Regions from separate parts of the Homo sapiens genome. Here regions 1, 2 and 3 are each linked to region 4. The links are chromatin loops, found by intact Hi-C in ENCODE. Cell type or tissue: heart left ventricle. All regions are shown on one strand. Each heading gives the region's core, and the rest is flanking DNA. Links, peaks and the distances in the headings are about the cores only.

Region 1 (7,908 bases), core at 1,460-6,459, 340 kb after region 4:
GGAGGGGCGGCGGCTGTTCCGCGTGGGAAGGTCTCTTTTGATTGATTGCCTGGTACAGAAGCCTGGCGATGGCAGTCAATCAGCACAGGATCTGTGTGGGGTGAGGAGAGAGAGAGGGGAGTGGGAGGAGAGGAGGAAAGTGGAAAATGCGCCAAAAAGAACTTGTGGTGCCTTCCAGAGCCATCAGCTGGAAGAAAGCTCAGTGCTACCCTCCTGGAGAAAATGCTGGCTGAAGACCCCTGCTGAAAACAGGCAGCCACCGCAGCCAGACAGCTCTTATGCCCATGCTGAGCTTCATGGAGTGTGGGACCCATCTCCAAGGGAGCGACTGCCTGGGGTCCTATTTTCCACCCTGCAGAGCAGGAAGGAGAGTCCTGTTTCCCAGCGGATGGGTGTGAGGAAGACACATGTGGACACCTTGTGACTGTGTCTACAGCATCAAGAAGAAGCTGGTGTGACGTGGGCCTCCTGGAGTGAAACTGGGAAGTCAGGCAGCCCTTGTGTTCAGCCCATGGTTTCCTCCCCACAATAGGAGCATTTGTAAGACCAACAAATTGACACAAATCCTGTGTAGATAAAAAAGTAGAGCACAACGCCAAGGAGGCAGGGCTCCAGGCAGCACTCCTCTCTAATTTTTTTCAGTTAAAAGGAAAGGAATCTAGTTTATTAAGTAGACCTCTTGACATATAGACAGAAAATTTAAAATGAATAGATAAATAAATAAATAAGGTGGAAGTCACAGAGATCTAAGATTATATATGCAATTAAATCCTCAGCTAGGAGTTCAGGATTGTAAGAATGGAGTTGAATCTAGAAACAAGAATATGGTCAGGCGTTCCAGACCAGCCTGGCCAACATGGTGAACCCCACCCCCCCCCCACCATCTCTATTAAAAATACAAAAATTAGCCGGGCATGGTGGTGGGTGCCTGTAATCCCAGCTGCTTGGGAGGCTGAGACAGGAGAATGACTTGAACCTGGGAGGTGGAAGTTGCAGTGAGCTGAGATCACACCACTGTACTCTAGCCTGACTGCCAGTGAAACTCTGCCTCAAAAGGAAAGTGAAAGAAAGAAAGGAAAGAAAGGGAAGGGAAGGGGAGGGGAGGGAGACAAAGTGCCCTGTTGCCAATAGTTTTTATTTCAGAGGTCCTCCTGAACAACCTCTCTGGGTTCCTCCTGCCTGAGGTCTCTCACTCCCTATGCAGCTCACCTCTGCCTAACTCATCCCTCCTCAAGGAGGGTTCCTTGATGCCCTATGTCAGGTGGTAACCACTGCCCCGATACTTAAACTTCTGTTCTCTGCTAGAGCCCCCATCGCAGCACTTGCCACGGTATCAGTTATAATTAAAGCATTTATGTGCCCTCTTACTTTTCATCTGTGTCCTCTGCAAGAACATGATCTCCTTGAAGGTGGAACCAAGCCTGTCTTAGTCACCTTGTATCCCAGTACAGGATTGGCATATGGTAAATACTTGTTGAATGAATGGATGATTGAATAGGAACATGTAGTTGGAACAGGAAAGCATCGCACGTTTCAAGAAAACACAGTCTGAGTGTTGGAGACAGGCTGGGGGTAGGTCAGGCTGAGCCATTTTGGGAGGACACTGATCTATAAACTCCAAAAATACTCCAAGATTTGAGAAAAAGAAAATTCACTAGGAGGTTCCAAACCAGCCAACAGTACTGACTGTCAGGAGGAAAAAAAAAAATCCCAAGGATTTTGAAATTCTCAGGAGTGTATCCATGCTCACTTAACCCCCTGGAGATTCACCAGAAGAAGCACTTGTCAAGGAGAGGAAAATAGCAGGAAACTAAGTATTTTGAGGAGCTTGCTTTGTGCCAGTCACTGTTAAGCAGTTTATATATGGGATCATTCCATTCTCATGGGCAGATTTGTGAATTAGGTATTAGTGGCACTCTTTTAGACTAGAGCTTACAGATGTCATCAGATATGCTTAAGGGGAAACATTGCTGAAGGGTAGAGTCAAGATACTAACCTAGATTTATTCCTGACTTCAGAGCCTGTAGCTTTTTCTAGACAACCACCCGTGTTATTCAAGATCTTCCAGTGTAGTTGCTGGTTTTCTAGGGCTTCTGGTATTCCAAGGCAGCCCAAATTATTCTTAAAGCTCTAAAGCTGCTCCATAGTAGAGTGTGTGTATGTATGTGTGTGTCCTTGTGTTGTAATCAATGCTGGCAGGGTAAAAAAAAGATGGAATTTTAATGCCTACTGGCATAAATAATAAAATTCATAGTATATTTACTCAGTGTTGAGTAGATTATGGATCATGTATCAAACTATGGGATCATAGTTACAGCAGCAAAATTGAGAGCTGGAACTTTTCCTATTTGATTATACTTGCAATGTAGATACCTGAATTTTTTTCTCAATGTGATTTGCATTTGCCTTTGTGTCACTATTCTGGATTATCTATCTATGAGTAGATTATTCTCAGACTCCTGGCCTCAAGTGATCCTCCCACCTCAGCTTCCGGAGATGCTGGTATTACAGGTGTGAGCCACTGCACCCAGCTTATAGGTAGATTATTCTAATTTGGGTTTGTCCAAGAGCGAATGTCCTTCTAAGTTATGAATGATGCCTACTCTACACTTGGGACTCTGTTGACATCTCAGCTCCTTCTATTTAGTTTTATTGTCAAGATATCCTTTGAGACTGAAACACTGAACTTCACCTAATCCATCAAAGGTCTGGGGAATGGTGACACGTGGCATCAGTCTGAAAGAGATCTGCTGATTAACACTGCTGAAGTCGTTTCCATGGAGCACTTGAGTAGTAGGGCAGGATGGGGAAGCTGGACAGCTTCTTGGCCTTTTCCCCACGTTTTCTTTTTCTCTTCAGGTGTGGCCTTGTTGCTTTATTTGAAATCATTAGACTTTAGTTTGGCAGATGTGACTTTATTCACACGCAAGAGCAGAGCATAATTAAAAGCCAAATTTAAGTTCTCAATGCATTGTCTTTTTTGTTATCCATGTATCTACTCATCTTTAACAGAGAAAATAGTTGTGGTTGGACTCTATTTTTATTTATTTTTTTTGAGACGGAGTTTCACCCTTGGTGCACAGGCTGAAGTGCAGTGGAGCCATCTCAGCTCACTGAAACTCTGACTCCCGGGTTCAAGCAATTCTCCTGCCTCAGCCTCCCAAGTAGCATGGATTACAGGCGTGCACCACAACACCTGGGTAATTTTTATATTTTTAGTGGAGACGGAGTTTCACCATGTTGGCCAGGCTGGTCTCCAACTCCTGACTTCAAGTGATCCGCCCATCTCAGCCTCTCAAAGTGGTGGGATTACAGGCGTGAGCCACCGCACCCGGCCTGGACTCTATTTTTGGACAGAATTACACACACAGTGTTGATTGTTATCATAAATGCCACGTGCATAGATGATAACATGCTTTGCCCTGGTTGTGTAAAAGTAGTTTGTTGACCAAATCAGATTTTGTACTTAGAGCCGGGGCAGCTTTCCCTGAGGAATCAAGTCCTGTGGCTTGAGAGGTGACGAACGGTCTTGTCACTTCGGAAGAAACTTCAGGCTACTCATCAATCAGGGATTTTGTTCCTCAAAGTCAGCAGCACCTCAGCTGCCTCCTGATTGAAGGCCCAAAAAGCCACTAGGAGGAGCTAATGACTGACCGAGTTTAGGCTCACCAATATTTAAAGCAAATTGCTGCCACAGACTGCCCACCCTGGGCTGCGGGCTCTGGGTGTTTAATTATTTACATGGTAATGGATGGACCAGGAATCGTCCGCCCTTCCAACAGCTCACCAAGGAGAGCAACTGTGTCTCGTGATTTCATTTGCGGGTTATTTCCTGTGAGGAAGAAGGCTTTTCAACCTTGCTGCAGACAGAAAGGTGGAAAAAGTGCTGCATTAGCAAAACTCCCAAGTGGCTCCCATTTTAAATTAAAAAAAAAATGCAAACACACTGACTTCTGGTTTTCTGATGCTTCCCACAAATTCCCAGTGTACAAGAACCATTGAAGAGACCCAGATAATAAAGAATCTGTTTCTGGATATTATGGGAAGTCCCTCCCTTTTCTGTAAACAGAACATCGGAGGTAAAGAAGGGTCAGACCCTGGAGTCCAAAGGCTGGGTTCGAATCCCAGATCTGCCATCTAACAGCCATGTATCTTTGGATGTGGTTCTTAACCTCTGTGTTCCTCCTTTTCGCCGTCAGTGATAATTCTACATGCTCCTGGGGCTGTGGTGAGGATTAAGTGAGTTAGTACACAAACCTACATGCCTGTGAGCTTGTGCTCAGTTCTGCTTAGTGGGTTTTCTGTTCCCCACGGCCAGCCAAATGCATTCCAAATTGATAATAGAAATTGAGGTGCAATCATGGAATACTATGCAGCCATAAAAAATGATGAGTTCATGTCCTTTGTAGGGACATGGATGAAGCTGGAAACCATCATTCTCAGCAAACTATCACAAGGAGAAAAAACCAAACACCGCATGTTCTCACACATAGGTGGGAATTGAACAATGAGAACACATGGACACAGGAAGGGGAACATCACACACCCGGGCCTGTTGTGGGATGGGGGGAGGGGGGAGGGATAGCATTAGGAGATATACCTAATGTTAAATGACAAGTTAATGGGTGCAGCACACCAACATGGCACATGTATACATATGTAACTAACCTGCACGTTATGCACATGTACCCTAAAACTTAAAAAAAAAAAGAAATTGAGGTGCAATCACAATTTTCTATTCTGCTTTTTCATTGAACAGTTTTTCACAGTCATTTTCGGGGGTACCACCAAATTTAAAGTTCTCTGTAAAGGTGGAAAGGAAAATCTGCAAGAGATTTTCAACATTTAAAAAACCCTAATAATATCATTATGCCTGATTTAACTCAATGCATAATCACGTTTTCTTGCTTTTGGCAGGAATTCTGGCAAATCAAGTTGGTTGTCTCACTTTGCTCATAGAGGCGAGAATCTTGCAGCTCTCTGTTTTTTGAGTATTTTTTCAAGTGATTAAAAATAATTAAAGCTATTGTCTCAAAGTAAATTGGATTTTTTGGCCGGGCATGGTGGCTCACGCATGTACCCAATGCTTTGGGAGGCCAAAGTGAGTGAATCACCCGAGGTCAGGAGTTCAAGATCAGCCTGGCCAACATAGTGAAACCCTGACTCTACTAAAAACAAATACAAAAGTTAGCTGGGCATGGTGGCACGTGCCATTAATCACAGCTACACGGGAGGCTGAGGCGTGAGAATTGCTTGAACCTGGGAGGCGGAGGTTGCAGTGAGCCGAGATCACGCCACTGTACTCCAGCCTGGGTGACAGAGTGAGACTCCATCTCAAAAATAAATTTGTTTTTTTTTAAGTTTGGGAGTTATGTAGGAAAAAAAATATGTTAATCTTCTTTGAGAAAAAAAGTTGAAAACTTCTGTTAAATCTTTATGAACATATCACCATTGTCTTCATGCTTATAAAATGAACTTATATAGCCATTTAATTAGAAATTTTTAAAATAAAAGTTTACCTTTAAAAACAAGGTTTTTATTTTTCCTGGATGTAAAATAAATACACAATAGCAAAAGAGAATGTATAAAACAAGAAAGTACACAGTAGAAAAATAAAAATCATCTAGTAACTGGGCTGTTATGAAATAATCTTTATTAACATTTGGGACTTTTCTTTCTGACATTTTTTTGTATATATACACGTGTGTGTGTGTACCTGTGTTCCTGTATGTACATTTGTGAAATGGAGATTCTGTATGATATCATTTTCACTTTATTATAAATATTTTCTCATTTTAGATTTGGATAATACTATGTTTAATGGTGTCTGTAAGGATTTACTTTTCAGATTCCACCTAGAGCTTAATTTATGAAAACGTTAATGACTCTTGAGCTGCAAGACCTAGAATGAGCCCTAGCAATGTATTTGCAAGAGTAAGGTATATTAACAACTTCCTCTCCTATCCGATGTCATTGAAGTGTCAGTAGTCAATGTTAGTATCTGGCCAAGGGAAACTTGGATTGGAGAAGTGATGGTGTGAGTTTAGTGGAATATTTTTAATAGTTGATAGTCACTTCTTGTGTAGTTAAGTTTTTGAAAGTCTTGCATTGTAATGGTTAGGGTTATAATGCACTAGCTCAACTGGTGTTATACTCAATAACTATAGCAATAACAATAACCCATTCACCAAGGACAGGGAGTGGATGACCTTCAGAACCTTGCCTCAGAGGAGCAGACCATAAGTTTTTCAGCCATCTCCCGTCATCAGTCTCCACTCCGTAAGGTGATAGACAGCTTCCTTCCCTAAACCCACAAACCCCATCTTTAAGAGGCGCTGGGGGAACGAAAAGAAACTTGAAAAACTGATCCTGGTCCCTAAGGAAACAGTTTAAATTGCTGACTTGCACTCTACATAGGGTGTTCTTCTCAATATCTCGACAAGCATTTGGATGGGTTTGTGACAAAGATGAGTACATCAGCAGAGAAATGAAGGCAACACATTTCCTCTGCACATCTGAGGGAAGTATGAGTATGTTTGCAACCCTGCGTCCCTATCCAAGAACAACCTATTCTGTCCTGTGAAGGTCGATAAGGAAAGAATTAGTAGAATGGCTACATGGGGAATGTGGATTATCTGAGATTTTCACCTACTTTTAGTAGGCTACCTTGTCCTAACAGGAATCATTTTTGGTTTCCAATATCATGCCAGAGAATGAGGCCAGGGCCTGCATGTGTTAGTCCTAAAATGCATCATTTGTTTCAAAAAAGGATAATGTGATTTGCCTTGCAGAGGATCTCAGCAGTAGTTGGCTAGCCCAGAGGTGAGTCAGGGTTAAGTGACTTAGGAAGCCACATGAGTCAGTGGGGCCTGCACAGATGGAGGGAGCTGACTTGGCAGGTTCTCTTCTAGAGGCAGCCCCCTTGTCGGTGGAGCAGGCCTTTCATTTACTCCCTTTCCAGGGTGGTTTTCCTGGGTGACATGGGCACCAGTGGAAATATGCATAATGAAGGTCTCTTTTGGCTACCACTCTGGCCACAGTATTTTGCCCCCCAACACCCCTGCAGACCTTCCTGTCTATATGCACGAAAGCCAAGAGATTTCACACAGCTTGACTGAAACAAATACCAAGTCAGACGAGACCTCAGATCTGAGCTGCATAAATGCAACACCGTGGAATGCAGCAGGTACTGTCAAACGTCCAAATGTTAATATTAGAGAGATTATGAGTAATTCCTTTTTGATTTAAGCAAGTTCTTTTTTATAGATGCCAATGCATTTCAATTAAATGTGCAAAACTGCCAAAGCCTGTAGGACATATAAAATAAGGTAGGCTAATAAAGTCTTAAGGTATGTTCGCAAAATCCAACATGTTTGTGCTAATCAAATCAGTGATTCAAGGAACTCACACTTCTGCAGTCTCTGAATGAGAGAAATGGTTTTCTAGGTGTGAGTGAGTCACATCAAATACAAGTCCAGGCATCCCAAAATTTTATGTGCATAAGTGCAATGTTATTGGAGGAGCTCTCAAGAAATAGAATGATTATGAAGCCCATCTACTTCTTCAGAAGATTTCTGGGACAATTAATCAATTCAGACCGATGCATTTAATTTACTGAGGGTGATAATTAAACAACGTTCGTGACTGAGAAAGAGGAATTCCTGGTTAGTCACGCTTAGCTTATTTAAAAATGTAGATGCCATCTCACATATCAAGAATGGGGTTTTGCTAGGAGAAATAGCTATATTTCACACAGGGGACTCGACACAAAAACATTTCACTTTTACTTTTGTCAGATAAACTTTTAAAACTGTTTAGCTTCCAAGTTAACCTCAGGGTGACTCTCCTCTAGAAATAAAAACCTTTACTGGCTATTTCGTTTCCCTGCCAAACTCCCCAGGTTAGACA
Region 2 (7,908 bases), core at 1,625-6,624, 760 kb after region 4:
GAGGATTTACACACTAGATCTTACAGTGACGCTTATCATCCCACTCACCTCTCATTGGATAGAATGTGATCATTTGCTTACATCTAACTACACAGGAGCCTGGGAAATGCCATCCAGCTGAGTTTCCAGGAAATAGAAAGGATTTAGTGAACTACTAGCTAGTATCTGCAACATTATACAAAATTCCTATCAAAATGTCTGATGCAAAAGTGTGTAATAAATATTAACCATTATGATTATCATTGTAGACATGCAGATATGATCCAGCACTCAGCCCTAGACCATTAAATGGATGAAAATAACAAAACGTGGCAGGTGATGTTATGTGGGAGTATAGCATACTAAACAGATCCATGACCAAGTCCAGCAGAGTCGAGAATGATTGCATTCCAATGAAGTAACAGTTAAAGGCATACTGGAAGAATGTCATACTGAAAGTAGAATTGGTCTCTTAAAAGGAAGGGGAAGAGAGTTTCAGGCAGTGAGGTCAAAGTTCTAGAAATGAGAGAGAAGAGACAGATTTGAAGAAATTGGGTAAGTTAGATGTAGCTCTAGTTGTATATGGAAGTAGAGAATTGAATAAGGAGAAAGTTGAGTCTAGAGTTGAAAGAAAGGAGGCAGGTCATGAAGGGTCTTAGAAAACCCTAAAGTTGCCTTGACTTTATTTTGAAATCAATGGGAAGTTAGTTGAGACTGAAGGAGAGTGGAAGATTTGAGAAGGAATGGATAATGACAACCAGAAATAGGTTGTGAGATGAAAACTGAGTTCCAAATTTGATAGTATTTTAAGAGCAAGAACCGACAAATGATAGAAAATCCTTGTAGGTTATGGGGCATGGTGTGGTCAAAACAATGGCTTTTTCATGATGAGAAGAAATTATCTTAGCCATAGAATGAATGAGAAGGAGTAAAACTAAGCACATTAGCTAAGAAGTTGTTAGAGTAGTCCAAGCGCATTGTTTTGAAAGCCTTCACTGTGATAATAGAAGACGGAATGAAAGGAAAGAAATGGAAGATCATCTCAAATAAAAATAACTGCAAGACCAAATCCTTCATTCAAAATTATTATAACAAAAAGTATAATTAACATCTTAATCTAAAGGAAAGAATCAGCCTTCGATTTTATAATTGATATCTCAAAACCAAATTCACTCCATAATAATTCCTTTAGCATCTACCATGTGCCTGGCACTGTGTAGGTACTTGGAATTGAAAAAATAATCAAATCATATCCTCCAAGAGTCCAAAGTCCAGTGGGAAAAATCACATGAATGCATAATTAGGATGCAGTTTGGCAAATGCTGGAGCAACATTCCATAAGAACACCAGAGAGTAGGGTTTTTTTCTTCAATGTCATATTGAGAAATGTTTTGTAACATAGGGCAGGGACCCCCAACCCCTGGACAGCAGACTGGTACTGGTCTGTGGCGTGTTAGTAACTGGGCCACATAGCAGAGGTAAGCATTACTATCTGAGCTCCTCCTCCTGTCAGATTAGCAGGGGGCAGTAGATTCTCACAGGAGTGCAAACCCTATTGTGACCTTCGCATCCAAGGGATCTAGGTTGTGCGCTCCTTATAAGAATCTAATGCCTGATGATCTGAGGAGGAGCAGTTTCATCCTGAAACCCACCCCCACTCCACACACACAACAGCCCTTGTCCAGGGAAAATTTGTCTTCCATGAAATTGGCCCCTGGTGCCAAAAAGTTTGGTGACCACTGACATAGGGGACCTGTGAACTGTGTTTTGAATTAGGACTTTATAAGGCAGAGGAGAGAAAGGAAAGGATGTTCCAGGAAGAGCAAACAACATGTGCAAATGCTCAGAGATGAAGCGGAAATTAGTATTAAAGGATTTACGGCGTGCTTAGGAAGGACTTCGCACTTCCCGGCAACCATTTGAAATTAGGCACCACAATGTGACTTTCTTTGGCCAATGATTCAAAATGGCCACTTCAAGGCAGAAGATCTTAAAAGCCTATCCTTGATTCACTACACACCCTTCCCTCTTCCTGAGGACAGGGCAGATAGTGGAGGCTCCGTAGCCTGGATCTCTAGGTGAGACATATGTAAGCACAGCCTCCTCAGGTTGCGAGATGGACATGTAGAACCAGTGAAAATAAACTTGTGTTGTTTTAAGCCACTGAGATTTGAGAAATTTCTTCTTGCCTCAGCATTAACCCAGTCATTCTGGATTAACACAGAAAATGGAAACTTGAAGGGGAGTACTATGAGACCACAATCCCAAACTCTATGACAGTGGCTTAGTGTTCAGGCAACAGGTGACACGGAAGCTATCACTGAAGGCAAACAAGGTGATGACCAACACAATACCACAGTGAAACCTTTAGTGAAATTGTCTCAAAAACCGCACAGTAGTCTGGGCAGCAGATTATGTACCTAATGCATTGGTAGCTTTAAGGGAAGAGATTGAAAACTGCTAGTATGTATCGGTTGCTGGTGGTTGCTTCAGAAGGTATATTACAGAAAAAGGGATAAGCCCAGAGAACAAATGAGAAATTTGCAATAAGGTGAAAGGAAATAGAGGGAGTCCATAAATTAGAGAACATTTAGAATTTGAAGTAGCATCTGTGTTTCATTCCTTAACAGCAAAAGATAAAACTGAAAAATCTTAGAGGAACAAAGGCAAGAACATGTAGCCTTTTCACAAAGGTAAATTTAGAGTACGGCCTTCACACCTACTGTTAAAATCACTGAAAGAATTAAGGGGTCTCAGATCAAAGGTCTCACCAAAGATGTGGTGTCCATTAAATCCACTCAATTGAACAAAAAGGAGGCTAAGTATGTAATTCTTCCACTAAAGCTTGATGGGCTCAGCAGAGCTTTAATGAAGCAGGAAGCGAAAGGTATGAGCATGAGAAAGCCAAAGAATGTCAGAATTTTGTCTCTAAAAGGACTGTGGTTGAGACAGAGCTCACTGTCAAGTATATAGGAAGCCAACTTAATTTTTGAGGGAGTTATACTACCAAAAGGATCATCAACTTACATTAAAATTGATTGACTGTTTGAAATTCCAAATGACCCAGGGACCCCCAATTGTCTGCAGGCAGCAAGTGTGGCAAGAAGACTGCTCAGTTTTCAGGTGGGCATATTCTTCGGATACCCACTTTGGATTTGAAGGAGAGTAATGGAGAGGAGGACTCTCCCAGAGGGCAGAACCAGGAGCCACAGAGATCCAAGGACAAGGGGGTTACTTCCAGGAAGTGAAAACAGTGCCTAATTAAAGGTAGTCCTCCTGTAATCCCAGCACTTTGGGAGGCCAAGGTGGGCAGATCACTTGAGCTCGGGAGTTCAGGACCAGCCTGGGCAATGTGGTGAAAACCTGTCTCTACTAAAAATACAAAAGTTAGTTGGGTGTGGTGGTGCATGCCTGTAGTCCCGGCTACTTGGGAGGCTGAGATGGGAGCTTGACCACCGGAAGTCAAGGTTTCAGTGAATAGAGATCGTGTCACTGCACTCCAGCCTGGGTGGCGGAGTGAAACCCTGTCTCAAAAAATAAAAATGTAAAGGTAGTCCTCAAAATACTTGAGAAATAAGAATTTAGAGTTGCTACAGCCAGTCCTATGTCTGCTGTGTGTGCCCCCATTCTTCTGTCTGAATGCGAGTCTTTATTTCAGTAGTCCTTTGGTTGCTCCATTTTGGGGTCCTGAGCATGTGGGGAGCATAACTGGCACTGGACTTACAGACTATTGCACCTCACCCCCTGCTGTGAAGACTTCCCATCCTTCCTGTCACCCAGAGATCCTGCACTTTGAGCTACATGCTGTGACCGAATGGCAATTTTGGGTTGTCTCACCCGAAAAAAAAAGGCTGAGCATATTTTGCACGTGCAAAGGACAGTGTACTATGTATTTCAGAACGGGATGGCTCCTTAATGCTCTTCACTAGCGTTTCCGGGTCCCCTTCATCCAGGCACGTGATACCATGGCATTGCTGCACCCCTTCACATTATTACTTGTTTCGGTCATGAGGATGTGAGCAAAAGATTTGTGTCTCGCTTTTGGGTAAAAACCAAAAAAAAATTTCTACTTTCTGGGTAAAGCCGGTGTATGATTCACCATGTTCCCTCCCTTCATGACCATGATCTGCAATATTTTAGATTGTCCTGCTTGGGCGGGCTGGGCCCCGGAGAGAGAACAGTGTAGAACAGAGCCCCCTGCTGACTCCAGATGGAAGTACAGCATGACTGAAATCCACCTTCCTCGTCGGAAGCCTCTCTACAGTTTGGGGGTTGTTGGTTACTACAATTTAATAACAATCCATCCTGAAGGACATGTACACTAAAATAAACTTCGTAAGGTGTAAGCACCAGGTATTAAAAGTTACAAGCATGGAAAGGGAGAAAATAGTCCAAAGAGAATACTGAATTTGTGGACATTAATTATCAACTAGCCTAGATCAAAGGCCTCCCCTAAGGTGGAGTCTAAAGTTGAATCTTTCAAATAATTAAAATGGACATCTATCAAAATAATACATATTTCAAGAATAATGACTTTTGGAAGTCTCAAATGTGGATAAATCTAAACATATTATGATATTTGAGGTGCTTTAATAGTCCTATTATATAATAGAGTATCTTTAAGGTAAGAAAAATATTTTAGTTGCTTCCCAATAAAAAAGGAAGTAAAACTCAAATGCATTAAATCCATGATTATATAATTAACACCGTTAAATAGGTATATACCAGGAAAATATGCTACTTTTATGTGCCATACTATATGATCTTTTTAACTCTTCAGAGATCTTTAGTAAAGTGCTTGCTGATGTTGATTTAAAACATGATTTGGGCTCTGAGGACAAACCAAAACATTAGTTTGGTGATATTACATATTTCAGATTTGATGTCCTGCCACTCTAGAAATACTCTGAATTTATAAAAGCAGGTTGTTATGTCTAAGATTTGGCACTTATCTGTGAAAAGGGAAGGGAAATTTGTTCAGTTTAAGGAGGAAATACCATAATCAGTGCCCTGGAGAACAGCTATTTAAATTGAGTGCTTTATTATGAAATCATGGGTATTTAGCAGAATTATATCCAGATAGCTTTTTTATGTTCCTTTCAACCAGGCAGAAATTCCTTCTCCATGGGAAAATTGAAAATAGGGTATTGACAAATTGTGGAAATAATAAAGAATTCTGTGTAACATCATGAGTTTTTTTTCTGGGCGGGGGGTGGCGAGTGAGGAGGCAGGGGATCTTTGGTTTATTATCTCAGAAAATGGGTCAAGGCACAGGTGGGATCTATGCTTCCTTTCACTTTCTTTAAATCCTGGGCTTTCTGGGAGCCTTAAGAAATTTGTCTTTATGTTCCAACTTTGCTATTCTTAGGTGAGAAATGTTGCAGAAAAATGCTTATTTTATTTTATTTTTTTTACATTGCTCAAAAACTTCACTTTGGCTCATAATGTCGTATGTGCACTTTTTGTCGTATTGTGACTACACCTTTTAAACTCCCAATTTACCAGGGGATGTGTTGTTCTTGATTCACTCACTGATAAGTGAACATCAGAATGCTAACAAAGTGGGGGGCCCGCAGGGGAGCCGCTGTGACCGTAACCCCGATGAAACACAAAGCAGGAGGAAATTGAAAATCGTGTGTGAGTGTGTGTGTGTGTGTGCGTGTGCACATGGCTGTGTGCCTGTGTGTGTACGTGTCTGAGAGACAGGCAATATTCCCGCATTAAGTCAAGAGAGGCAGAGTGGTGATTTCTATTGAGGAAACCAGAAGGAGCTCTGGAAAAATGTCATATCAAGCCTAATGCTCTGCAAATGTAGAGAACTGGCATCTTTTTTCTAAGGGCAGTACATTATGACATTTAGAGCTAAAATTGTAAAATTATGAAAAACATTTTTACATGCTTGGCACACCGTAAGTGTTCAATAACTATTTTCAATTTATAATAATGATGACTGTAGCACATATTTCATTTATGTGAATACACAGTGATAATGGAGACTCTGGGATTCTGCTACGCAACCCTAGCCCCATCCTCCCCTCACACATATACACATCCCAGGGAAATTATTATGGATGAAGTAATCTGGACTGGATGCTTGGCCAGTCAGTGAGTTCTGTATTGTCAATCCTTGACGTTTTCTACATTCAAGTAGAATGGAGATAGTCATTCACTAGGTGGAAAGAAGGATACAAGGGGATTTGATGCGGGAGAAGAGCACTCCACCTTAAGCTGTCACAGAGGGCTGACAAGGAAGAGAATAGTGCAACATGAGGTGGGACCACCACTGAGGTCGATGGCTGGGAGCTAGAGACATTCAGCTTTAAGCTGGCTAGGGACATGTATCAGACAATGATCAGCATGTCACAAAAGCTGCCACGGACTGGTCAGGCCCTACCAGGAACCCTAGAATTGTCTAGGACACTGGGGATGGGAGCAACTGCGAAGTCAGTCTGAATTCAGAGAGATAAAATACTGAGTTTATGTAAGAAAGATCTTTTCCTTCCAGGGGACAAGTGGAGCCAAGATGATGCCAGAAAGAAAGGTTGATGGTGGTCAGACCAAATGACAAAGATCTAGGGAGACCTGAGGGTCCTTTCCGATCTGGAAAAGGAGTTAACTCAAATCTAACACCTGGTACCTCACAGACACCTGAATGTATTTAGCCACAAGTGTCTTTGTTTTGCTTCTGTTTCCCCCAATTTAGTTTCTATGACTTAGTGACTCAGGCTTTTAAACCTTCAGAATGATGATGGATGTGATAGTTGGGTCAGAAGAAACTAAAGCTTTTTCACACCTCTCCCTAGTTCCATCCCATCTCTCTGCCTCCTTTGGACTTTCTGCCATGCCATTATTTGGCCAGTGTGGGGAAGGCGATACCTCAGATTCAAATTTCCTTTCCAATTGAGAGTTCACTGAATACCTGGTGTGTTTTAGGTGGCTGGGGCGCTTGATGCTAATATGCTCACACAGTAACTTCTAGGCAAGATGCTAGTGCTTTAATAGCAATTTCAGGGGACAGTGCCTTCCCCACCTCAATACATTCAATTATGGATGTTAGATATTTGGGCACAGTTATTTATTTTAACGTTCCATAAATATCAACATGCAGCCGTCTACCTACTCCACCCGCCATAGCCGTAGAGACATGCTTCATGGCTTTGTTCTGAAGTTCCCTAATTGATCTTCCGAACTTGTTCTGGACATTAATCTTTTTGGGGATTGATGATCAGGGCTTTATGTGAGTCTCTTGAATATTGTCATTCAGAGAAACCCTGTGCGTTTAGACTCTAGTCTTGGGCTCAGATTGTTTTCCACAGATGCCATTCTGGTGTTAAAGTAACCCATGGAAACATATGCAAAGTAAGTGAAGCCAACCAAAACGTTATTTTTTTAACTGACAGGTGAAAAAACAGGAAATAATCTTAAAAGTCTAAATTAGTATTTTAATACCATGTACTGTTTCGTTTTGTCAGGATAAAGTCCAACTAGTTTGGCAAAGCCCATTTAAGGCTCTTAACAATATTGCCCACATATTCCCCAGGGCATTTTTCCCAACTGGTTTCTTCAATCCAGGTCCACCCGACTCCTCACCATTCCTCAAAGGTAAATGTCCCTTTACAAGCCATTCTGGGCCCTGGCCATGCCATCTCTGTCCCTAGAATAAACTTTCTTCTTTTTTTTTTTTTTTCCTTAAGAAATTCCTACTTCTTCTCTAGATTTAAAACCAATGCCTCCTCTTTACAGGCTTTGCTTGGTCTACTTGAGTTGTTCTTTCTCCCAAACTTCTACTGTCTTCATCCCTAACTTGATTACATTATTTATGAAAATATATTGTGGGTATCTATTTACATGAACGTCTATCCTGTGTGCTCCCAGTGAGAAGGGACTCTTGTTTTATTCATTTTTGTAGCTTTAGCACCTAACAGTGTT
Region 3 (5,000 bases), core at 1-5,000, 73 kb before region 4:
GCTTCCTAAAGATACATCTATTATATTTAAGATAAGATAATAGGCACTGTCTGTGTTTCTCTCTCTCTCTCTCTCCCCCCTCTTGCTCTCTCTCTCTCTCTCTGTGTGTGTGTGTGTGTGTGTGTGTGTGTGTGTGTGTGGTTAGAGGAAATAAGTCTTACACTCTGGGTCTACCAGTTGCCTACTGGATAATAAAGTAAATAAATATATGTTCAAAGACACATATATGTGTTTGTATACAGAAGTGCTGTGTATACAGAAAACATTTGAATTCTGATTCCCCAGTGTAGCAATGCTTGATAGAAAAGGTACTGGCTGATTTTAGGCTGTGAAGAGAAGATAAAATTTCATTATTTGTAGGTGATGGGAAGTGTTTAAAGAACAATCCAAGTGAGAACAACTGGTACTCTGTCTGGTTTGATTGAAGTGCAGGATGTTTGAGGGACAAATTGGGGCTGGCTATGAGAGGCTTTGAGCTTCTCTGTTCTTCTGGTTGAATCCTGTGGTATATACAGTGGGGATCATTGAGAGATTTTCAATACAGGAATGACATGATCAGCATGAACATCATACTTTTTAAAAATTACACAAAATGGGTGTTTAAAAGTTAATTTTAAATTTTGATAATGGTCAGTAAACGAAATGGGAGAGGAAGCAAAAGAGAAAAGAAGAGACACCGAGAAACTACAGAGGAAATAAAGAGGTCTCAGTCCAGAGGGAGAGAAAGGGCGAGGCTAGGACTCTAGGTTGCATTGGAGGTAAACTGCTTTTGTTTATTTGGGCTGTGAGTATAGAATGCTTCTTTGCCTTGCATTTGAAAGGCTGATTTGGTTATTCTACCACTATGTACAGGCCTTTTTAATGTTCTTTGTTTCTAAACCCTGAGTAGCTCCCTTGCTAGGGGATAGTAACTTGTAGGGCTGACTTTGAGTGGCAGAGGCAGAAACATTAATATCATCCATGAGCAGAGTCTCCCAGGTAGCATGTCCTTACATTAGGTTGGTTGTTGCAAAGGTAATTGCGGTTTTTGCCATTGAAAGTAATGGCAAAGATCGCAATGACTTTTGTACCAACCTAATAACTGGAGCAGAGGAAAAGAAGTTCTGTTGGATTCGTCTGAAGAGCTGAAGGAAAGGAACTGGGTTTTCTCACTGTTAATTGCCCCTTTCTCATCTCAACCTGGCTCCTTTCCTCAGATTCTTGCTTTGGAATCACCATCTGTTTTCCACTCCACAGAGCTTTGGGAGGAATGTCAGCTCTGTTGTCTCCGACTTAAGGTCCAAATGCCCCTTTTCAGAAACTGTCCATCATTTAAAGTTCGACGAGAAAACTTGGACTTGCTTTGTGGCCATAAGACCCTATATTTTCAGATTTCCTATAGACGATGTTTTGTTATATCCTGCTTTAAAAAAAAAGTGTTTAAAACTACATTTATAGCCACCCTAGCTGTTGCACTGCACTGTTTTTTGGTTAAAACATGCACCTGCTTTGTTAGTAAAGGAACCTTTGCCAAGTGAATTGTATGTGGGAGGGTGTGACTAACTCTGCAAAGGGACTTATCTCTTATCCTATCTGCCTGAGCTCCCAAGGCTGCCTTTGATAAGATTTATTTCTTCTTGCACCAGCCCCACCCCTCCAACCTTTACTGCTATCTTTCCTCTGAAAATTATTCATATCTAAATATTTTAACTTTTCAAAACTACTCTGCTCTCTGGTTTCATATTTTGTTGAGTGATCTAACCCTTCCTCTGGGAGACAAGTGCTCCCAAGCAAGAGAGCATTACAATTCTGCCTCCCCTGCTCCTCCCACCTTTTAAGTATTATCAGCAGACCTGCTTGCTTACCCGTGTTAGGATTGTGCTGTTTCCTTTTTGGCAAGCTTCAGCCAAGCCCATAATGTTGCAAGGCTGTTTGAAGGGAAATGTAAGTCACAATGGCAAGAAACATAGAAACAGAAAACATAGGAACAGAAAAAGAAAAGTAAATCTGAAATGATCTTCGTACAGCTTGGTTCACAGCAAGGAGTGGTCTGAGTTGCTTTCTGTGTCTAGACATTTAGATGCTAAAGGCAACTGTGTCATCATTCATTCATTCATTCGTATACTTAGTCTACATATTTGTGGTGAGTAGCCATCGTTACAGGTTACAGGTTACCAAATGTTAGAGATGTAATAGTAAACAGGATGGGCGTATTTGCAGCTGCTATGGATCTGAGAGTGTGTTCTGCAAAGGGTGATAGACATGAAACCTCAAAACACACAGTTCATGACTGGATTACAGTTGTGCAGCAGGAGCGGGTAAAGAGCGGGGTCTAGGGAAGAGAGATTTCCTAACCTAGACTACAGGCATCAGGAGAGGATTCTTGTTTCTTACAAGCTGGAGGTGAGGACCATTTTGCATTGGAGGATAAGGACTGAGCTCTTAACCACAGAAGCCATGGAGTGGGGAGGGGGAAGCATGAACAGTTTCAGATCTGAATAAATCCACTCAATTTCTCAGTTTTCCTGAAAACCAGCTACCTATTTTCTGCCTCCCAATTAGATGAAATTCTGTTCTGGGAGGAAACAGGAAAGTAAAGACCTCAGTTGTAAAACAACACTGCGCTGCCCACACCAGCAGCTACCTAATGTCAACCTGAAACCTCATAACTCACTTACTTCAATGGCTGTTGACAAACTCTTGTCAGCTGCACCCTTAGTTCCGGTTTGAATCACGCTCAGGAAGCTGGCCCCTCGGCTGGCTTCCTCAAGTTAGTGGGTGCTGTCATGCAGCTGCTATCAAGGTGTGGCCCACTTGCAAGTGGTCAGGACCCAGGGCCTGGTGGCCAAGCCTCATCAAAGCTGTTGTGATAGCACATGCGGGTGGCATTCTTGAGCTGGGAAGTGGTGTCCCAGTCTGCTTAAGTAGATGCAGACATGACTCATTTGGAAGGATACAGCCAAGGGGAAAATCAAAATTTGCTTTGTATGTCACTTGTTTGGAATCTTAAGTCCACTTAAAAAAAAAAAATGCCCTGCAACTGTGAGGAAGAGCAGAGTTAGTCCTTTATGTCACTTACTTGGAACTCTCGACTCCCGGCTCGCCCTCCTCCACCCTGGTCCAGGTGGCCATGCCCTCTCTGCTGGATCTCAAGGGCCTCCTTACAGGTCCCCTGCTTCTAATCATACTTCCTGTCATCCACGTTCTACCAGCAGCCAAATGAATCTTTTGACAATTTGTATCAAATCATATTGCCAGACTGAGAATAAAAACTAAACTCCTCACTGAGTTAAGGGCCTGTGGGCTCAGGATGACCACTCTGATCTCAATCTTGGCATGCCTCTTGCAACATTTCCTAGCATCAGTAATCTTCTGTCTGTCTAATACATGCCTACTGTAGGCCTTCTGCAACTTTCTCTTCTTCCTGGCATGCTTTCCCATGTAATGTTCACAATTGCTGGCCCTTTATTAATTGAGATCCCCTATGAACCACCTTCCCAGCCCCATCCTCAGTCTCTCATATTACCAGGTTTATTCTCCTGTACAGTTCTATCCCTGCCAGTAGAATATGTGCTCTGTGGAAACACAGGCCGTGCCAGTCATCCCTTCCCTATGTCAGGCACACGTAGGAGCGCTCAGCAATACATGTGGATGAATGAACCTTCACACCATAGAGCAAAGACATTTGTTTCCCTCTTTTTTCTGATCTGATTTTTAATAAGTGACAAAAAGAGCACAGGAGTGCTTGGGAATCTCTGCTAAGACAGGTAAGAGAAATTTCAATAAACAGTTTGGAGGGGTGGATTTATTTGGGGAAAAAAAAGGACCTTGCTCACAGTCCTAGGGCTGAGAAAGTGTTGGAGCTCAGTTCCTGAGCTCCATAAATGAGTCTGCACCAGTCCTGGAAGGAAAGATAAACGTGCTGGACTAATGTGCTCAATGGCATTTGAACTGAATTGTAAGTGACTTTGGGGTTTATCAGAGCATCCTAGGTTATTTGAGAATCACTGAATCTAGGTCGGGCATGGTGGCTCACCCCTGTGATCCCAGCACTTTGGGCCGAGGCGGGCCGATCACCTGAGGTCAGGAGTTCAAGACCAGCCTGACCAACATGGTAAAACCCCATTTCTACTAAAAATACAAATATTAACCAGGGGTCGCGGCGGACGCCTCTAATCCCAGCTACTTGGGAGGCAGAGGCAAGAGAATCACTTGAACCTGAGAGGCGGAGGTTGCAGTGAGCCGAGATCGTGCCTCTGCACTCCAGCCTACAGGACAGAGCAAGACTGCGTCTCAAAAAAAAAAAAAAAAAAAATCATTGAATCTATCAGATCATGGGAACCGTATAGACTTGGAATTTTTGAGGATTAAAAAGAGATATTTTAAATTATTTAGTCTGGTACTCTTAGAGGAAACTGACCCCTAGAAACCTTAAATTGTTAAATGTTAGGAATGGAATCCAGGTCCCCTTTTCACAGAGCCTGGCCTCTTCTCAGTCATTGTATTTCAGCCATTCACTTCCTCCACTTCTACATAGCAGGGAACGGATTCCTGGTTGTGTTTTTGACAGGAGAAATGTAACCTTAACACAGCCTTGAGGAAAACATGAAGGTGATCATCCATCTGCCAAAATTTTTAATGCTATGTTTTGTTTTTCTTTCTTTTCCTGGGGGAAGGATTTATGACTTCATCTTTTTTTTTTTTTTTCCCTTCAAATCTGAGCCTCTTTAGAAATGATCCTGCCTCAAGGCTAGGGGGAAAAAATCCTATTTTAAAAAATAAAATGTAGATCTTCTTATGGTCTGCTTTCCAGACACAAAAGAGATCTATGTCTTTTATTATTATTATTTTTGAGACAGGGTCTTGCTCCGTTGCCCAGGCTGAGTGCAGTGGCACAATCACGGCTCACTGAGGCCTTGACCTCCTGGGCTCAAAGGATCCTCCCACCTCAGCCTCCCCAGTAGCTGGGACTACAGGTGCATGCCACTATGCCCAGCTAATTTTTAAAAACTTCTCGTAGA
Region 4 (5,000 bases), core at 1-5,000:
GAGGCTGAGGCAGGAGGATCGCTTGAGCCCTAGAGGTGGAGGTTGCAGTGAGCTGAGATCATAGCACTGCACTCCGGCCTGAGCAACAGAGTGACACTCTGTCTCAAAAAATAATAAATTAAATAAATAAATAAATAAATAAAAATAGACCCTTTGAAAAGTTAAATGCAAAGGAAAATGCAAGCTTATGATTTGGGACTGAAATACTGTACTTCACAGTTAGCTGTAGTCATTGGGGTCTCTGTTTTGCTAAGTTGGTTCCTGCTTTGCAAACAGTTAGGGAAGGAGATAATATATGAGATGAGAGCACTTTGAAAAGTTAAATGCAGTGTAAAAGTGCAAGGTTTTATTATTTGCCAGGGAATTATCCCCACGGAGAAACATCTGTAGGCTCTGAGGGTCTGATTGCTGAGCTGGTTCTTGCGCTGCTGACAATTAGGAGAGGAATGTGGGAGGGAAGGTTGGAGCATGTGACCGGGATCCGCTGCCTCTCTGGTTGCACTGCCTGGCTCCTTTAGGTTCTCTGTTATTCTCTCTTTTTCGTAATCATCTGCCTTTCTACCTGTTCAAAGTTTAAGAGTTCAGGGTATAGGATTTTGACAGGACCACACTGCCAAGACACCTGGCTTTGCGGGAATTTTTACTTATCTCAGACCGTGTTTCTTTTTCTGTAAGAGTCTTGCCTTACCTTGTCTTTGAAGCTCTAAGAAAACATAGAATGTAAATTCCAGTGTAAATTGTACCTTTCTGACAGAAACATAAATGTATACATTTTATTTACTAATTTGGTCTCAACTTCCCAAGCTTTAGACAGCTGTGATATCAACGGAGTTGACTTTCTGATTCCTTTAAGTGATATATATTCTCCTGACTCACTATGTATATATATTCAAGATTTTTGATTTGCAAGGCTTGAGTTGATTTTCCAGTTTGTATAAGAGAGATATATACATTTCTGATTGAATATTTATGTGTACTGAAGATTTCTAATCCACAAAGCTTTATAACAAAGCCAAATTTAGGCTATTAAAAGTTGTAGGAGCAGAATGCCAGGTTTAAGACAATGCACCATTTTACTGAAAGTGAATTAGGCAAAGCAAAACAAAGCTCATTTTTACCCTTGCTCATTTTTTTACAAATTAGGGAACATAATTCAGTACAAAGCAAATACTTACTTTTAAACATTTTGTTAATAAGTTGGGAATTTGTATGCAGCAACTGAAACCAGTGACCGCAAAAGTATTGTTTCAAGAGTATCATGTAATATGATAATGAAGTTTTGTGGTAGTAGTTATCTGGTTATAGCAATAATATTTACTATTACCTATCACATACTGAACATTACTGCCATTTGATTTACACAGAATTACTCATGGAAATTTAATTTAGAATGTATATATACATATACACACATGTACATATATATACACATGTATATTTATATAAATGGAAAAATAGCCAATAAACTTATCTTCAATAAGATAAATTTTCTCTGAGAGATTTTAAATTATAATTATATTATAAAATATTTGCTTTAACCTATTGTAAGACACCTCAGTTTAAAATTGTGGTTCAGAGGTGTCTGTGACTGCTTGAGCTTAAAACCATGACTCACTACCCAGGTGACAAGTATTTCATCTCTTGTAAGTCTCAGTTTTCTCATCTCTGAAATGTACATAGCATACCTGCCTGACTTACAGTAGCAAAGAATTTGTCTTATGGCATGTGTTAAAGCTTAGGTGTTTGAGGAAAATAATTCTCTTTTTTAAAAAAATTTTAATAGACGGAGTAAATACAGTAAAGCCAAACAAGAAGCGGATGAAGAGAAACATTTGAATCAAGGTACAAAAAATTGGATTAAAAAATTCTATTTTTAGAGCATGTCACACGTTTTCTAGTTTAAACATGTTCAAATAATATTTACGTGGCTATTAATGTTATATAATATAATATATTTATTCCTTATCCCAATAATGTACTTCCTAGGTATCAAACTGAAATGGGTGATTTGGATGGTGAGATTAAAGATGTGGGATGAGGTAGAGAAGTTTCTTTAGATTTTTACTTTTTCTTATTTTATCCTCTACCCTAAGAAAGTTATCAGTCTAGCTGGCTCATTGTTGTAGCTGGGTGGCAAAATTAAATGGGTATTTTTTTTAATCTAAGCTGGAAATTTGAGGAGGAGGAAAAGAATAAGAAATGTAACAGTAATTGCTACTTCCCAGGGAATGGCTATATGTGATATAGAATTAGTGACTGTCAATAAATTTTTAGTGGATTCTAATTTTGATGTTCCAAAGAGGTCAAAGAAGACATTAAAAGTGGCTCTAGAGTGACTTAAGCAAGGTAGAAGACTTTTTTTTTTTTTTTTTTTTCTGACGGAGTCTTGCTCTGTCGGCCAGGCTGGAGTGCACTGGCATGATCTTGGCTCACTGCAAGCTCCGCCTCCCTGGTTCACACCATTCTCCCACCTCAGCCTCCTGAGTAGCTGGGATTACAGGCACCCGCCACGACCCCCGGCTAATTTTTTTGTACTTTTAGTAGAGATGGGATTTCACCGTGTTAGCCAGGATGGTCTCCATCTCCTGACCTCGTGATCCGCCCGCCTCGGCCTCCCAAAGCGCTGGGATTACAGGTGTGAGCCACCGCACCCAGCCAGTAGAAGACTTTTAAATGGACAGTGGTTGGTGACTATCCAGGAGAGCTGTCCACTAGAACTTTCTGAGATAACATTGTTCTATATCTGCACTGTCCAAAATGTAAGCCAATAGCCACACAAGCTATTGAATACTTGAAATGTAGCTAATATGACTGAGAAAGTGATTTTTAAATTTAACTTATTTATATTTAGATAGCCTCATGTAACAAGTCACTCACATATTAGTGCAGAAAGATAGAAGAAAGATTGGCCGGGCACAGTGGCTTATGCCTGTAATCCTAGCACTTTGGGAGGCCAAGGAGGGCAGATCACTTGAGATCTGGAGTTCGAGACCAGCCTAGCCAACATGGCAAAACTCCGTCTCTACAAAAAATAACTAAATTAGCCAGGCATGATAATGCACGCCTGTAATCCCAGATACTCAGGAGGCTGAGGCACGAGAATTGCTTGAACCCAGGAGGCGGAGGTTGCAGTGAACCAAGATCCTACCACTGTACTCCAGCCTGAGCGACACAGCCAGACTCTGTCTCCAGAAAAAAAAAAAAAAAAAAAAAAAAAAAAGATAGAAAAAAAGAGAGGGACTGGGAATAACAAGACTCATCTTGAAGATTTTCTTGGCTATAGCATATAAAGTGATGAGGGATATGAAGTGTCTAACAACTTTCCATTTATTCACCTCGTTTCCTCCTAAAATCATGTTTTTTAAATTTTTACATGGAATATATGTTTTTTTAAAAAGCTGATCTATTAAAAAGAAGTAGCAAGAAATTGCCAATTTAAGGAGCTTATTCCTAACCAATGGTGCTGGGATGAGGACAAGACCTACAGGCTTGGAAAGTCGAAGGGACTGGGCCAACTGGTGTCCTTCATACCCTCTGTGCCCCAGTGCCCCAACAGCTCCAGGAGGGAGAGGTGCAAGTGCCAGGACAAAGCTTTTTACAATGACTTCTGCCTCTTGGCCCAGATATCTGTCACTGGGCTGCCGGCAAACACATCTAAATTTAGTTTATGGGTAGTATGAGATATGGCTGAATCATACTTCCTGATGTCTAGGCTACAATGCTTATCTCCAGCTGAAACTTTCTGGCAAACTTGAATATCTTAGCTTATGACACCTTCTTTCCAAACCAGAAAAGAAGTGAGGTCCACTACAGAGTCTGTATTCTCAAATCAACTAGCTGATATTAACCTTATTGTCTACTTTAACTTAGGTTTAATCTAATTTTGTTAATTGTTGGTCACATATTTAATTCATCCAGATATTGGGCAAAATGTGACACCATGTGGAAAGAGCTGTTTGAAATTAAAATGCTTCTATTTCCTTCCCTAAGGGAGGATAACTGAAAGTAGTGGGTAGGACTTCATGCAAAGGCAAGGGAGCTATGAGCAACTGCTTGGGACAATAGTATTTAGCTAACACAATTCAAATTTCCTCCATGGGATGGGTTGTTTTAAAAATCTTGTCCTTGAAGTGTGAAGACATTCCAGGAAGTCAGTAAAGCTGCAGCCTCTTAAGTAGCTAACAATATTTTGTTTACCCACTAATGAAAACCAGAGCAAGAATTTAACCATTTTCATATGTCAAGACCGTACAGCTAACTTGACTTTTCCTATGTTTGGTAATTTTAGACCCAGACTATTTATGTTTATTAGTGGTTCCTTAGAAGTATTCAGCCAACTTATCATGTTTATCACTCAGGTGTAAGAACATATGTGGACCCCTTTACGTACGAAGATCCCAACCAAGCAGTGCGAGAGTTTGCCAAAGAAATTGACGCATCCTGCATTAAGATTGAAAAAGTTATAGGAGTTGGTAAGTGTCTGAGTGTCCGTCTGCTAATGAGTCTGTTTTCTTGGTGGATGTTAAATATGTGTGTGGATTACATAAATGCTTTTGTGAGTATATTATATGTGTGTATATACATGAAATTTCCTTTTTTGAGTATAAAATATCATGTGTTATAAAGAACTCTAGTACAAATTTTGATTTTATTCTTAGAGAGAAACTTAATGCAATCTGAAATCAGATTGATTGCATTCAAAAGATTTACTCTGTTTCTTACTAACTAAGATTTTGTGTAGGTTTTTTGCATTAAGCCTTAGTTTTCTCTAATAAAATGGGGCTAATAGTAGCATCTACTTCAGGGTTGCATGGAGGATTTTGTGAAATAATCTATGCAAAGCACTAGCAAACAGCCTGGCGTGTAACAAGCACTCAAGGAATGTTAGCTGTTATTCTTTCATCTTGAATGTGTTTCTGGTCCATCGTAGATTCTTTTTCTCTCTCAAAGGTGAATTTGGTGAGGTATGCAGTGGGCGTCTCAAAGTGCCTGGCAAGAGA

The links. Hi-C counts contacts between places; a loop is a spot of excess contacts. Peaks named below come from ENCODE experiments on the same cell type or tissue, not always from the same donor. Only the 100,000 strongest peaks of a DNase experiment are listed, where the experiment ranks them.
Region 1: a loop joins it to region 4, with 2.2 times the contacts of the local background. A loop is called at or near these places in 3 of 110 quality-filtered maps.
Region 2: it touches region 4 in a loop (2.7-fold over the local background); 3 of 110 quality-filtered maps call a loop at or near these places.
Region 3: it touches region 4 in a loop (2.1-fold over the local background); 8 of 110 quality-filtered maps call a loop at or near these places.

What each region holds. Positions count from the first base shown.
Region 1 is chr2:221,096,640-221,104,547 of GRCh38, reverse strand. No RefSeq gene overlaps it. Among named protein-coding and RNA genes, the nearest start is that of EPHA4, 470 kb to the left of the region's middle. In heart left ventricle, for the core only: a CTCF peak has its summit at 3,616 (motif pointing right); no DNase peak of the experiment used is centred there.
Region 2 is chr2:220,683,691-220,691,598 of GRCh38, reverse strand. No RefSeq gene overlaps it. Among named protein-coding and RNA genes, the nearest start is that of MIR4268, 780 kb to the right of the region's middle. RefSeq lists an enhancer at 4,036-4,330. In heart left ventricle, for the core only: CTCF peaks have their summits at 3,986 and 4,185; a DNase peak (open chromatin) is centred at 4,158.
Region 3 is chr2:221,515,647-221,520,646 of GRCh38, reverse strand. All of the region lies in intron 3 of EPHA4 (EPH receptor A4), which reads left to right. Among named protein-coding and RNA genes, the nearest start is that of EPHA4, 54 kb to the left of the region's middle. RefSeq lists enhancers at 2,307-2,806, 2,664-2,958, 2,807-3,308, 2,282-3,481. In heart left ventricle, for the core only: no CTCF peak of the experiment used is centred there; a DNase peak (open chromatin) is centred at 2,836; H3K27ac peaks cover 925 bases.
Region 4 is chr2:221,442,965-221,447,964 of GRCh38, reverse strand. EPHA4 (EPH receptor A4) reads left to right here. Exons shown (of 18, transcript NM_004438.5): 9 at 1,784-1,842; 10 at 4,359-4,472; 11 at 4,951-5,000. Among named protein-coding and RNA genes, the nearest start is that of EPHA4, 130 kb to the left of the region's middle. In heart left ventricle, for the core only: no CTCF peak of the experiment used is centred there; no DNase peak of the experiment used is centred there; H3K27ac peaks cover 1,065 bases.